3 separate regions of the Homo sapiens genome follow, and all the other regions are linked to region 3. Evidence: read pairs that join two places in POLR2A ChIA-PET (ENCODE). Cell type or tissue: Panc1. All regions are shown on one strand. Each heading gives the region's core, and the rest is flanking DNA. Links, peaks and the distances in the headings are about the cores only. Region 1 overlaps ZNF609 (zinc finger protein 609). Region 2 overlaps CSNK1G1 (casein kinase 1 gamma 1). Region 3 overlaps TRIP4 (thyroid hormone receptor interactor 4).

Region 1 (5,640 bases), core at 1,244-3,743, 52 kb before region 3:
ATGCCTGTAATCCTAGCTACTAGGGAGGCTGAGGCAGAAGAATCGCTTGAACCTGGGAGGCAGAGGTTGCGGTGAGCCGAGATCGCGCCATTGCACTCCAGCCTGGGCAACAAGAGTGAAACTCCGTCTCAAAAAAAAAAAAAAAAAAGAAAAAAGAAAGATGCCTTTCTTCTCTCCACAGCCTCTAAGCCTATGCCAAATAACCAACTGTTTTGTATGGTCCTTTTGATCTCTTGCATTCTTTTAACATGTATTTCAAATATGATGATTTTTAAGTCTTTAAATTTCCAGTAGGTTTCTCTTTAAAATCTTCCTCTCCACTCACCCTAATATATACATGATCACAGCTCAATTTCCTAAAAATGAATCCTCGCATGACAGATTTTGTTCTCCTTTCTGAAGAATGCTGAACTTAATCACGGTATAATTATTATGAAATAATGCCTGACCTACAGAAACCTGAATCAATTCTTATTTGTTCCTCCGGGTAAAATTCAGGTTATTTATTTGCTTTGTATGTTCTAAAACTGCCAATTGTCGGGAGTAGCTTATCTTAGTCAAAACCACATTTGCTCTCAATGAAGAATTTAATCAATCTATGTATAAATAAACCTTCTATTACTATCTGACCTAATTTTGCAGCTTCTCCAATTCCTTTAACATTTCAAGTTCAGTCCCATTATTCTGATTAGGACTGACATTTTTATTTAAGCAAGGATTTAAACCTTTCAAACTTCCATGCTACTTCCCTGGTTATAGGGAAAAAATTAACATTACTATTGCTTGTTATTCCTTATAATAATCACTTGCTGCCTCTATCATTCCTATGAGGTATATAGCCCAGAGCAGTACTACACCTGAACAGTTAGTCTCCTTCCATCAAGCATATGAGATGAGAATTAAATTATTGGTAACACTTTTTTTGTTTTTTTTTTTGAGATGGAGTCTCACTCTTGTTGTGCAGGCTGGAGTGCAGTGGTGGAATCTCGGCTCACTGCAACTTCCGCCTCCTGGGTTCAACCTATTCTCCCGCCTTAGCCTCCCAAGTAGCTGAGATTACAGGCACCCGCCACTACGCCCAGCTAATTTTTGTATTTTAGTAGACGGGGTTTCACCATGTTGGTCAGGCTGGTCTCGAACTCCTGACCTCAGGTGATCCACCTGCCTCAGCCTCCCAAAGTGCTGGGATTACAGGCGTGAGCCACTGCGCCCAGCACACCTTTTTTTTGGAGATGGAGTCTTGCTCTGTTGCCCAGGCTGGAGTGCAGTGGCACGATATCGGCTCACTGCAACCTCTGCCTCCCAGGTTCAAGCGATTCTCCTGCCTCAGACCCCCTGAGGAGCTGGGATTACAGGCACCTGCCACCATGCCAGGCTAATTTTTTGTATTTTTAGTAGAGACGGGGTTTTGCCACGTTCGCCAGGCTGGTTTCGAGCTTCTGACTTCAGGGTGATCTGCCCACCTCAAGCCTCCCAAAGTGTTAGGATTAAAGGCGTGAGCCACTGCTCCTGGCCAATAACACTTTCATTTTTAATTTTTTTTAAATTTGAGACAGAGTCTCAGTCTGTCGCCCAGGCTGGAGTACAGTGGTGCAATCTTGGCTCACTACAACCTCTGCCTCCCGGGTTCAAGCCATTCTCCTGCCTCAGCCTCCTGAGTAGCTGGGATTACAGGTGTGCACCACCATGCCCAGCTAATGTTTGTATTTTTAGTAGAGACGGGGTTTCACCACATTGGCTAGGCTAGTCTCGAACTCCTGACCTCAAGTGATCCGCCCACCTCGGCTTCCCAAAGCGCTGGGATTACAGGCGTGAACCACCACACCCAGCCCTGGTAACTTTTAAATAAATCAAATGCTTAAGATCACACAGGTACGGGCCAGGCGCGGTGGCTCATGCCTGTAATCCCAGCACTTTGGGAGGTCGAGATGGGCGGATCACAAGGTCAGGAGATAGAGACCATCCTGGCTAACACAGTGAAACCCCATCTCCACTAAAAATACAAAAAATTAGCCAGGCGTGGTGGTGGGCACCTGTAGTCTCAGCTACTTGGCAGGCTGAGGCAGGAGAATGGTGTGAATCCGGGAGGCAGAGCTTGCAGTGAGCCGAGATTGCGCCACTGCACTCCAGCCTGGGCAACAGGGCGAGACTCTGTCTCAAAAAAAAAAAAAAAAAAAAAAAAATCACACAGGTACAATATATAGGTTTTGTTATTGGCAGAAAATGTCATTTCACCATTATGTCACCTACCCAAATGTGACCTTGTTATAACTGAATTTCTTTCTTATGGAAAGGCTCCATAAGAAAAATAATATTGCCAGATACTTCCTTGAACTTCCCACTGTGTCAGATAGTGTTACGAAACTCATCTGAAATCCACATTGCCTAGATTTCTAGCTCTGCAACTGGAAGGGCCTACTAACACAAACCACAGAAACATTATTAAGTAAACAGCAGCAAACAAGCTATGTTCAAGTTCTCTTACTAATAAAAGCAATACAGTTTGGTCAGTTAAACTGATATCCTTTCAACCACTAAAGAAAACAACAACATACACTTGGATTAACAGCTGCTGGCTTTAAAATTCACAATATCAGTAATATGTTATGTACTACTTAAGCATAGGTAGGGAGAATGTATGACTTCAAGTTTGATATACAGCAAACCCTCCCAGAGAAAGGTAATATAAAATCTGCCCAGAAGACCACCCAATATTAGAACTCTGTCTGCTTAAAAGTAATAGATTTTTCCTTAGTATGGATCTGAGTTCACCACAAAATTCATTTATTCTGGCCATGTGGTGGCTCATACTTGTAATCCCAGTGCTTTGGGAGTCTGGGAAGTGGGGGATCACTTGAGGTCAGGAGTTTGAGTCCAGCCTGGCCAACATGGTGAAACCCTGTCTCTACTAAAAACTAAAAATACAAAAATTAGCCGGGCTTGGTGGCAGGCACCTGTAATCCCAGCTACTTGGAAGGCTGAGGCAGGAGACTCACTTGAACCCAGGAGGCAGAGGTTGCAGTGAGCCGAGATCGCAACAATGCACCACAGCCTGGGCAACAGAGTGAGACTCCGTCTCAAAAAAAAAAAGTTCATTTATTCTGCCAGGTGCAGTGCCATGTGCCTGTAGTCCCAGCTACCTGGGAGGCTGAGGTAGGAAGACAGCTCAAGCCTATGAGTTTGAGGCCATGGCACACTTATGATCACACCTGTGAATAGCCACTGTCCTCCAACCTGGGCAACACAGCAAGACCCCACCTCTTTAAACAGACACACACACACACACACACACACACACACACACACACACACCTTTATTCTAAAATTAAATATGAAAAAGACCACATTTTTACAAAATGGCAAATAGGTCTTCTTGTGTACTGAAACTACACAAGCTGGTGGTATAAATAACCAAAAACAGAGTAAATGGGTCCCAATATATCCTCAGCTACATCAAATGGCATATAGTGTAACAGGCTGAGAGCTTGATGTCCACAAGCTGAATCCAATATAACATGTGGACAGAAATAAGATATGCAGCCAGGCACAGTGGCTCATGCCTATAATCCCAGCACTTTGGGAGGCTGAGGTGGGTGGATCACCTGATGTCAGGAGTTCCAAGACCAGCCTGGCCAACATGGTAAAACCCCGTTTCTACCAAAACCATAACAATTAGCTGGGCGCGGTGGCGCATGCCTGTAATCCCAGCCAGTCGGGAGGCTGAGGTGGGAGACTTGCTTGAACCTGGGAGTTAGATGTTGCAGTGAGCTGAGATCGCGCCACTGCACTCCAGCCTGGGTGACAGAGCGAGACTCTGTTTCAAAAAAAAGAAAAAAAAAAAAAAGGAAATAAGACATTCCATTCCATTGCTTGCATATTAGGTATACATTTTAGCTTCTAGCCAATTACCTAAATAGCTGTCTGGCCTAAGGGACTTCTGTTTCCTATCAGCTTCATGAAAGGAGAAAAGGGAAAGGGTAACAAGAAAAATAATGAAGTAGAAGAGTTAGAAAAGGGTAAGTAAAGCAGGCCAGGCGTGGTGGCTCACGCCTGTAATCTCAGCACTTTGGGAGGCTGAGGCCGGCGGATCACGAGGTCAGGAGATCGAGACCATCCTGGCTAACACGGTGAAACCCCATCTCTACTAAAAATACAAAAAATTAGCTGGGTGTGGGGGCAGGCGCCTGTAGTCCCAGCTACTTGGAAGGCTGAGGCAGGAGAATGGCCTGAACCGGGGAGGCAGAGCTTGCAGTGAGCCAAGATCACGCCACTGCACTCCAGCCTAGGCAACAAAGCAAGACACCGTCTCAAAAAAAAAAAAAAAAAAAAAAGAAAGAGAAGAGTAAGCAAGGGAATAAACAAATAAATTTACAATGTGCAATTCAAACAAGAGAGCATCTAGACATAAGAAAACTTCATCTTTAGGCTGCTGAAATTAGGTACTGAGACTTCCAAAACACAGCTAATGTGTTGAGAGGAAGTCAAAGCACCAAAAACCTGAAAATTCACGCTTTAGGCCAGGCGCATAGCACACACTCTTTGAAAGCTTATTTTTAAAGAGCTACCTGAAATAAAGTTGCTGAGGCCTCACTAAGAAGAGAGAAGGTTATGATACTGGGCTTCTCCCTTTGAGGAAGGAAAAAAGTCAGAGGCCTACCTCACCCATCACTCCAGGCAACCAAGGCTCAGTCAGCAGAAGGGTAAATCCCACCCCTCAGGGAACTGGGTTAGAAGGTCTCTAGTTCCACCCCTGCTGTCTTCCAGACAAGACTGACTGCAATTTTCACCCCAGTTAACTTCCAGTGATGCCAGCAAGAGGAGCAGACAGGAGAAAAGAACATAAGGAGTAGCTATTTCTCCTCAGTGTCAGCTGGACTCTGGAACAACTGTAGACATTGCCTTTCTCTCTGCTGGGCAGAAGAGAATCCACTAATCTCAGGGAAGTGCCTAACAACCCAGTAACACAACATTTCTCAAAGATCTCTACTTTAACCATCTTATTTAGGGTTGCAACCCCTCCCACCTCTCCTACCTAACCCTCTTTTCCACTCCCAATTCTCCTTATCCTGCTGTACTTTTCCCCATATCATATATTACCTTTCTAATTTTATATATTATTATGTTTATTTCTATCTCCTATTCAAAGATAATATCCATGAGGTTGATTTTTTTTTTTTGGTCTATTTTGTTCATTGATCTTAAACAACTAGAACAGGGCATCCAATAAATATTTATGGAATGAAGTGAGAAAGAAAAACTAAAAAGACCTCCCAGAAGTCAACCACACCCAGATGGCCCAACAATGCCTATATTGCCCTAGCAGAACCAATTTGGTTCCTGTGACTAAATTTATCTCACCTCCACCTGCCATGCATCACCACTAGACCCTTGCTGCAAGTTTTCTATCAGCTCGGATGTATGGAACCACAGTACAGTCATATGCAGTAAAGGCAACAAATGCTTGTCCTTGAATCTGAACAATTTCTCAAGGCATTCACCGTCTGCCTTTTCCCTAGTTTATTCAATTTGGGATAAAATGTGTTGAATGGAAGTTACGTTACTTTTGCATAAAAAGAAGTCTAAAAAAATCACAATTTCTTTTTTCAAGAATCAAGTTCTAATTCAATTCATCAAGCATTA
Region 2 (5,640 bases), core at 1,766-4,265, 220 kb after region 3:
TTTTAACAGTTTGGGTTGCTTAATCTGCTGCTCACTCTCTGGTGGTAACTAAAAGGTAATTGTAGCCCATATACTGGAAATAGCATTTCATTAAAATTTTATCACTTTCAGGAAGGTGACAGCATTGAGTGAGGGGTGGAAATTCACTGTTTAGTGATTTGGGCTTGGTTTTAATTCAGAATTTGCTCTTTTCTCTTGATATTTACTTACCATCAACAGATCTAGGCAAAGGAAGTACACATCGGTTTAGGGTTTTGATCTAAAATACTATCCTTGGTTTAAATATACAAGTAATTAGTAAGCAGAGCCTTTCCAGAGCCGAAGGGTTTCTGAAGGGATTACTTGGTTTTGAACCTCTTTCTGCTTTAATAACTGCAAACATAATGTGTGATCTGTCTTCCCTTTTAGAGCAAAGCCGGAGAGATGATTTGGAAGCCCTAGGCCATATGTTCATGTATTTCCTTCGAGGCAGCCTCCCCTGGCAAGGACTCAAGGTATCCTTGAAAGTGTTCAGTGGAGGGCTTTGTTTCAATGCTCAGTTGTTAATGAAGGAGCCTCTGGCTTCATGTTTTTAAGAAATGTGTAGGGGGCTGGCCAGATGCGGTGGCTCATGCCTGTAATCCCAGCACTTTGGGAGGCTGAGGTGGGAGGATTGCTTGAGTCCAGGAGTTTGAGATCAGCAACATAGTGAGACCCCATCTCTATTTAAACATAAACAAATAAATATTTTTTTAAAACAACACACAAAAAGGATTATTGGCTAATTGGCTCTGGAGATAAGAAGCAGGGACTAATTACATTAGTCTACATTATAAATGCTCTCCTGGGCTTTGGAAACTGTTTTGTTCACATTTGTCTTCCGTTTCTTAATTTTTCCTTGTTCTTGGATTTTCCATGATCTTTTCCCTCATTTCCTCCCAGGCTTGACAGTGCTGCTTTTCTCTCTGTGTTGGTATTCCTCCTCCACTACCATTATGTAGCAGGAGGAGTGTTCCCAGTATGTAAGGGAATTTCTGGAACAAATTGTTGACAACAGCTGCTACACATTTTACCAGAAAGGCCAGCAGGGTGTACTCCTCAGGAAAACTTGGAAAATATTTGTTTATCCTATGTAGGCTAAGAACTCACCTGAACTAAAATGAAAATCCAGGTTTAAGATTGCTTTTCAAGTGTATTATTGAATAAATGCCTATTCAGACAATATCTATTCATTGCAAAATGTGTAGAGTTTAAATAGCCTTCCTTAGGTAGGTGTCAGTACAGTGGTTACATGTCAGTTTACTATTATAATTATGAGCATTATCATTACTCTGTGCCTTTGGCTGTTTGGCTAGGAAATGGTGAGCTTCTAACCCATTGTAAGTCCCATTAGTATCTTGTGAGACTTTTTTTTTTTTTTTTTTTTTTTTTTTTTTTGAGACAGAGTTTCACTCTGTTTCCCAGGCTGGGCTCGCTGCAACCTCCACCTCCCAGGTTCCAGCGGTTCTCCTACCTCAGCCTCTTGAATAGCTGGGATTACAGGTGCATGCCACCACGCCCAGCTAATTTTTTGGTTTTTGTTTTGAGACGGACTCTCGCTTTGTTGCCCAGGCTGGAGTGCAGTGGTGCAATCTCGGCTCACTGCAACCTCCGCCTCCTGGGTTCAAGCAATTCTCCTGCCTCAGCCTCCTGAGTAGCTGGGACTACAGGCACACGCCACCACACCCGGCTAATTTTTGTATTTTTAGTAGAGACGGGGTTTCACCATATTGGCCAGACTGGTCTCAAACTCCTGACCTTGTGATCCGCCTGCCTCGGCCTCCCAAAGTGCTGGGATTACAGGCGTGAGCCACTGCACCCAGCCAATTTTTTGTATTTTTAGTAGAGACGGGGTTTCACCATGTTGGTCAGGCTGGTCTCGAGCTCCTGACCTCAAGTGATCACCCATCTAGGTCTCCCAGAGTGCTAGGATTACAGGCATGAGCCATCGCGCCTGGCCCAAGACATATTTTTTGGTTGTAATTTATTTCAACATATTAATATGGAAAGAAACTTAATCAGTAGTTTGGGGTACTCCTACACCCCCTCTTCCAGAAAGGCAGGATGGTTCATTTTGCTGTAGGCTTTCTAGACTATTGTCCTAAAACGTAAGACTTCCACCCATTCCCTTTGAGATTTTATTTCTTCACTCTTAAATTCCTCTCCTGTCATATACATCTTCTCATTGATTTTTATAGCTTTCAAATAGAGTTTCATGTCAAACTTGGTCATCATACAGCCACACAATGCATTAGTGTATTATTAATTGCTTGAAACTCTCTCGTTGTCCATAAATCATTTTAGTGGTAGTTGTAGATCTAAAATTTCTCCTATTTACTTCAGAACACTATTGCTTAAGTCTGAGTGCAGCAAGCTAGGTAAAGCCTGACAAGAATTCCCTAGGAGCCCACTGTTGATCCAGGGTTCAGAAGCCCTCTGGCTATAGCTCTGAGCATACCAGACTTGGGCTGCTTTTGAGTTACTGACATACACCAAACCTGTTAGCCATGGCTGTACCATAGACAACTTTTTTCCCTCTGGAAGCACATTGTTGAAAGACATTTTTCAGTTATTGTTTTTTTTCTGTTCAAAGTCTCAATATATGTGTAGTAGAATTACTTATCTGTTTCCCCCACCTGGATTAGCAGTACTTTTAGAGCTGATCTAAGAGAGAATGCTGAATCATATTGAATTATGGTGGCCATGGGATATTACTAAGCTTCTGCAATTTTGAAAATATTGGCCACATAATATTGTTATTTTCTTATCCTAGCCACTCATCCATTATATTTGATGGTGTTTATCTGAGACAACTAAATATTTTCACAAGTAAAATTTTCCAGAACACAGCAGATGTTTGTATATATCTAAATATATAATTTCTACTACATTTCTTATTTGTTAGTGTTAGAAAAAAAATCAAGACCAACAAATACTGCGAATTTGAGTGAAACAACCATTGTGTCCAAAAACATATTGAATCTCCCATGTTTAGGCCCTCTTTTAAAGTAACTTTCTCTCTTTACTCTCTACAGGCTGACACATTAAAAGAGAGATATCAAAAAATTGGTGACACCAAAAGGAATACTCCCATTGAAGCTCTCTGTGAGAACTTTCCAGGTGGGATGCTAAAAAGACATTCCAGTGTGACTGAGCTTTGAAACTAGGTAGAGTCCATGACTGGGTATCTCTAGATAGGGGTGCTGTTTAGGTAATTAACATTTCCTTTTGTGATACAGACCAAAGTAGGTTTTATCACTTTTATTTTGTCAGTAAAGAAAACATCAGTGTCAAATTGTCTGTATAAATAACCCCTTTGTGGCCCAATGCTTCCCCACAACTGCTATGGAAAGCATTCAGCTAATGAGCAGGGCCTTTCATCTCTTTCCTAACAGAGGAGATGGCAACCTACCTTCGATATGTCAGGCGACTGGACTTCTTTGAAAAACCTGATTATGAGTATTTACGGACCCTCTTCACAGACCTCTTTGAAAAGAAAGGCTACACCTTTGACTATGCCTATGATTGGGTTGGGAGACCTATTGTAAGTATCCTTTTTTTTTTTTTTTTTTAACCTCATTACCTCCTTTCTCCAACCAGCACTGCCTCATGCCTTTACTTGCCAGTCTTTCTGCTTGAATCTTTGGTAAAAATATTCCTTTGATCGTAGACTGTATATTTACTAGCCTTGTCTGGGTGTTGCCATAGGTTGCTCTTACTAGTTCAGAAGTAGGAAGTATTTTTTCCTAGTAATATAGGAAGATAATAACTTGTGTGTCCTAAGATAACAGAATTTAAGCCCAGTTTTTAGGAGAAGTTTCATTTGAATGATTCAGAAGTTTGTTTGTTTGTTTGTTTGTTTTCCCAGGCTGGAGTGCAATGGCGCCAATCTCGGCTCACTGCAACCTCCGCCTCCTGAGTTCAAGCGATTCTCCTGCCTCAGCCTCCCAAGTAGCTAGGATTGTAGGCACACACCACCACGCCCGGCTAATTTTTATATTTTTAGCAGAGACGGGGTTTTGCCATGTTGGCCAGGCTGATCTCAAACTCCTGACCTGAGGTGATCTGCCCTCCTTGGCCTCCGAAAGTGCTGGGATTACAGGCGTGAGCCACCACACCTGGCCCCATGATTCAGAAGTTGATGCCACATACGCTGTTAATGTACTTGACCTTTGTAGCAGTGGAACCCAGCATCATAGGAAGCTTTTGAATTTGTTGTTCTGGTCAGGGGTTCACAGGGCCAAACAGATATCAGTGGAGGAAATTTTTTTTTTTTTTTTTTTTTTTTTTACGGAGTTTCACTCTTGTTGCCCAGGCTGGAGTGCAATGGTGTGAACTCAGCTCACCGCAACCTCCGCCTCCCAGGTTCAAGCGATTCTCCTGCCTCAGCATCCCGAGTAGCTGGGATCACAGGCACGCGCTGCCACACCTGACTAATTTTGTATTTTTAGTAGAGATGGGATTTCTCCATGTTGCTCAGTCTGGTCTCGAACTCCTGACCTCAGGTGATCCACTCACCTCGGCCTCCCAAAGTGCTGAGATTACAGGCACGAGCCACCGCGCCCGGCCCTGGTTTTTTGTTTTCGAAGGTAAGCTACTCTCCAATGAACTATTAAGGACCAGGCTGCCTCCCTTTTGCAGATGAGCAAACTGAGAAGACAAGACAACTTGAAAGTGCTCTTGGTAGCTGAAAATAATTACTACTACTCTATTAGAATTAGAATCATTCTGTCCTTTGCATATGCATCAAGTTGGACCTGTTTCCCCCATTTGACTTTTTGTTTCATTTTTCTAGCCTACTCCAGTAGGGTCAGTTCACGTAGATTCTGGTGCATCTGCAATAACTCGAGAAAGCCACACACATAGGGATCGGCCATCACAACAGCAGCCTCTTCGAAATCAGGTATGTGTTGATCCTCCATTCTTTCAGACACTACCCTTCTTCTTGGCTAATATTAAAACCCAAATTCTTCAGCTTCTCCGCTTTAGTGTATGTACTGAAAATAAAGATCAAATGCTTGCCATTTCTTACAGGTGTGGTATGACTTTCAAGCAACCCTCAGGGCATGTATAGTTGCACTGAGATGTGGCCAGGTGCCCTATATGAAGCATCCAGTCTAAAGAGTCAGCCTGGCCAAGTGCAGTGGCTCATGCCTGTAATCCAAGCACTTTGGGAGGCCAAGGCAGGTAGATCACTTGAGCCAGGAGTTCAAGACCAGCCTGGGCAAGATGGTGAAACCCTGTCTCTACATAAAATACAAAAAATTAGTTGGGCATGGTGGCACGTGCCTATAGTCCCAGCTACTTTGGAGGCTGAGGTGGGAGAATCACCTGAGCCCGGGAAGTCAAGGCAGCAGAGAGCCAAGATTGCTTCCGCATTTGCACTCCAGCCTGAGTGATAGAGTGAGACCCTGTCTTAAAAAAAAAAAAAAAAAAGTGTGTGGGCCTGTCAGAGTCTGTTGGCTGTTGGGGGGAACTAGCTATAAGTTAGGATCAGAGGCATCTACCATAGGACCAAAAGACCTGTTGGAGGCTACTCTGGGCACAGTGCCTGTGGAGTAGCCCTACTCGCCAAGGAGCAGTTTAAAAAAAAAAAGACCTGTCGCACAGACAGGATGTACC
Region 3 (2,500 bases), core at 1-2,500:
AAAAAGAGGTATCCTTCAGAAATCAACAAGACTTGTTTTAATTAGATTTCTAATTCCTGTAACCTTCATAGTATTCCATAGATCAGGATTATAGTTTCCTACCCTTCTCTACACAAATTTGTGGCACAAAGAAGATTGGCTATCTAGAGATTGAAATCATTTGACCTTGTATCAGGTGGTAGTTTGCTTGATCAATAGATGAGAAAATAAAGCAAGGCCGCTTGCCAAAAACCATCATCCACATTGCCAGATGCTCCTGGGTTCTCTTTTAGAACGCAAATACATATCCCAGGAAGAAAACATAATGCAGTATGTTATACTAAGCTGTTAACGACTGTGAATCTCTAAAACTGTAAAGCCTACACCAGTGTAAGGTATTTTTATAATATTACTTCTAGACTGGGGGAAAAAAAAAGAGGGGGGAGGAAGAAAGTAGACATTGAAAAAAATGGGCAAAAAGCTCAGAGGGATAGTGCAGGCACAAGAGTGTGGGGGATAGCCTCCATGTGTCTATGGTTTTGCCTAGGTCTGGATCAGATACTAAGGGAAGAACAAAACGCTAGAACTCAAAATTCACACCAAAATGCATGCATTGTACTCACACACATAATCAGAGGAGGCAGAGGAGGTAACTCACAAGGAAATGAAAGACATAAATCTAGAGGGATAACAAGTGTTAGTTAAAATCAGTCAGTAGGCTGGCCACAGTGGCTCACACCTATAATCAAAGCACTTCGGGAAGCTGAGGCAGGTGGATCACTTGAGGCCAGGAGTTCAAGACCAGCTTCGCCAACATGGTGAAATCTTGTCTCTACTAAAAATACAAAAATTAGCTGGGCATGGTGGTGTGGTGCCTGTAGTCCCAGCTACTGGGAGGCTGAGGTGGGAGGATCACTTAAGCCCAGGAGGCAGAGGTTGCAGTGAGCCAAGATTGGCACTCCAGCCTGGACGACAGAGTGAGACCCAGTTTCCAAAAAAAATAAATAAAGAGTAAAGAATAGAGAGGGTAAAATGGCTGGGAACAGTAAAGGAAAACAGTAGACAGTAATAACAGTAATGAAAGGTAAGTAAGTCTGAAAAAGAGAATTTGCTGGGAAAAATGAAACTGAAGCTCTTTTTCTTCAGCACACTGGTGGAAGCCCTATTATCTAAAGCAACTGTTCAAAGAACAGGAAAACCATACTGATAGGTAAGACTGTTTGTGCTTCAAGGATGGACTTTTCCTGTTTTGGATTTCTGCTAGTTCTGTGTCTAAACATAAAGGTCTTACATTTCAGGAATTTTCTAATTAAGTTAAAGTATTTCGGCTCCCTCTGCTGCTCAAAAATGTACTTTAGTTACATCAGTTCAATCTTTTTTTTTTCTTTTTTTTGAGACAGAGCCTTGCTCTGTTGCCCAGGCTGGAGCGCAGTGGCATGATCTCGGCTTACTGCAACCTCTGCCTTCTGGGTTCAGGAAATTCTCCTGCCTCAGCCTCCCGAATAGTTGGGACTATAAGCGCGTGCCATCACACCCAGCAATTTTTTTTGTATTTTTATAGAGATGGGGTTTGACCGTGTTAGCCAGGATAGTCTTGATCTCCTGACCTCATGATCTGCCCGCCTTGGCCTCCCAAAGCACTGGGATTACAGGCGTGAGCCACCATGCCCATCTTTTTTTTTTTTTTTTTTTTGAGACAGAGTCTCACTCTGTCGCCCAGGCTGGAGTGCAGTGGCACGATCTCAGCTCACTGCAACCTCTGCCTCCTAGGTTCAAGCAATTCTCCTGCCTCAGCCTCCTGAGTAGCTGGGATTACAGGCATGCGCCACCATACCAGGCTAATTTTTGTATTTTTAGTAGAAGCGGGGTTTCACCATGTTGGCCAGGTTGGTCTCAAACTCCTGACTTAAAGTGATCCACCCGCTTTGGCTTCCCAAAGTGCTGGGACTGCAGGTGTAAGCCACTGCGCCCGACCTGTCAGTTCAATCTTTAGTGATAAAAATTAAAATATATAAATGCATACATATGTACATTCATACATATGTACATTCATACATAAATACACATACCTCCTCCCAAATATGGCACAGTCCTGGCAATCAGAGTCAAATACATTTGCCTATCATGAGTTCAATAGCCTGGACCAAAAGCTCCAGAATTAGCAATAACAGATCCTAGTATTCCCACCCCCCAATCAAAATAATTCAAGGGATAATCAAGGGTTTCTTCAAAAGAAGCAAGGTTTTGGTAAGGGATGAAGACCCTATATACTTGCTAGCTGCATTGTGGCAATAGCTTTTTTTTTTCCCCCAGAAGGAATCTCACTCGGTTGCCCAGGCTGGAGTGCAGTGGCAGGACCTCAGCTCAATGCAACCTCCATCTCCCGGGTTCAAGCTATTCTCCTGCCTCAGCCTTTGGAGCAGCTGGGACTACAGGCACGTGCCACCACACCCGGCTAATTTTTTGTATTTTTAGTAGAGATGGGGTTTCACTGTGTTAGCCAGGATGGTCTTGATCTCCT

What was found. ChIA-PET counts read pairs that join two places held together with the same protein. Peaks named below come from ENCODE experiments on the same cell type or tissue, not always from the same donor. Only the 100,000 strongest peaks of a DNase experiment are listed, where the experiment ranks them.
Region 1: POLR2A ChIA-PET joins it to region 3 with 10 read pairs; 16 of 35 experiments call an interaction of 5 or more read pairs at or near these places.
Region 2: POLR2A ChIA-PET joins it to region 3 with 17 read pairs; 2 of 35 experiments call an interaction of 5 or more read pairs at or near these places.

Annotation. Positions count from the first base shown.
Region 1 is chr15:64,475,828-64,481,467 of GRCh38, reverse strand. All of the region lies in intron 1 of ZNF609 (zinc finger protein 609), which reads right to left. Among named protein-coding and RNA genes, the nearest start is that of ZNF609, 18 kb to the right of the region's middle. In Panc1, for the core only: no CTCF peak of the experiment used is centred there; no DNase peak of the experiment used is centred there.
Region 2 is chr15:64,202,363-64,208,002 of GRCh38, reverse strand. It overlaps CSNK1G1 (casein kinase 1 gamma 1), which reads left to right. Exons shown (of 12, transcript NM_022048.5): 7 at 409-494; 8 at 3,054-3,138; 9 at 3,414-3,562; 10 at 4,814-4,921. Among named protein-coding and RNA genes, the nearest start is that of PPIB, 42 kb to the right of the region's middle. In Panc1, for the core only: no CTCF peak of the experiment used is centred there; no DNase peak of the experiment used is centred there.
Region 3 is chr15:64,425,872-64,428,371 of GRCh38, reverse strand. All of the region lies in intron 11 of TRIP4 (thyroid hormone receptor interactor 4), which reads right to left. Among named protein-coding and RNA genes, the nearest start is that of ZNF609, 33 kb to the left of the region's middle. In Panc1, for the core only: no CTCF peak of the experiment used is centred there; a DNase peak (open chromatin) is centred at 1,269.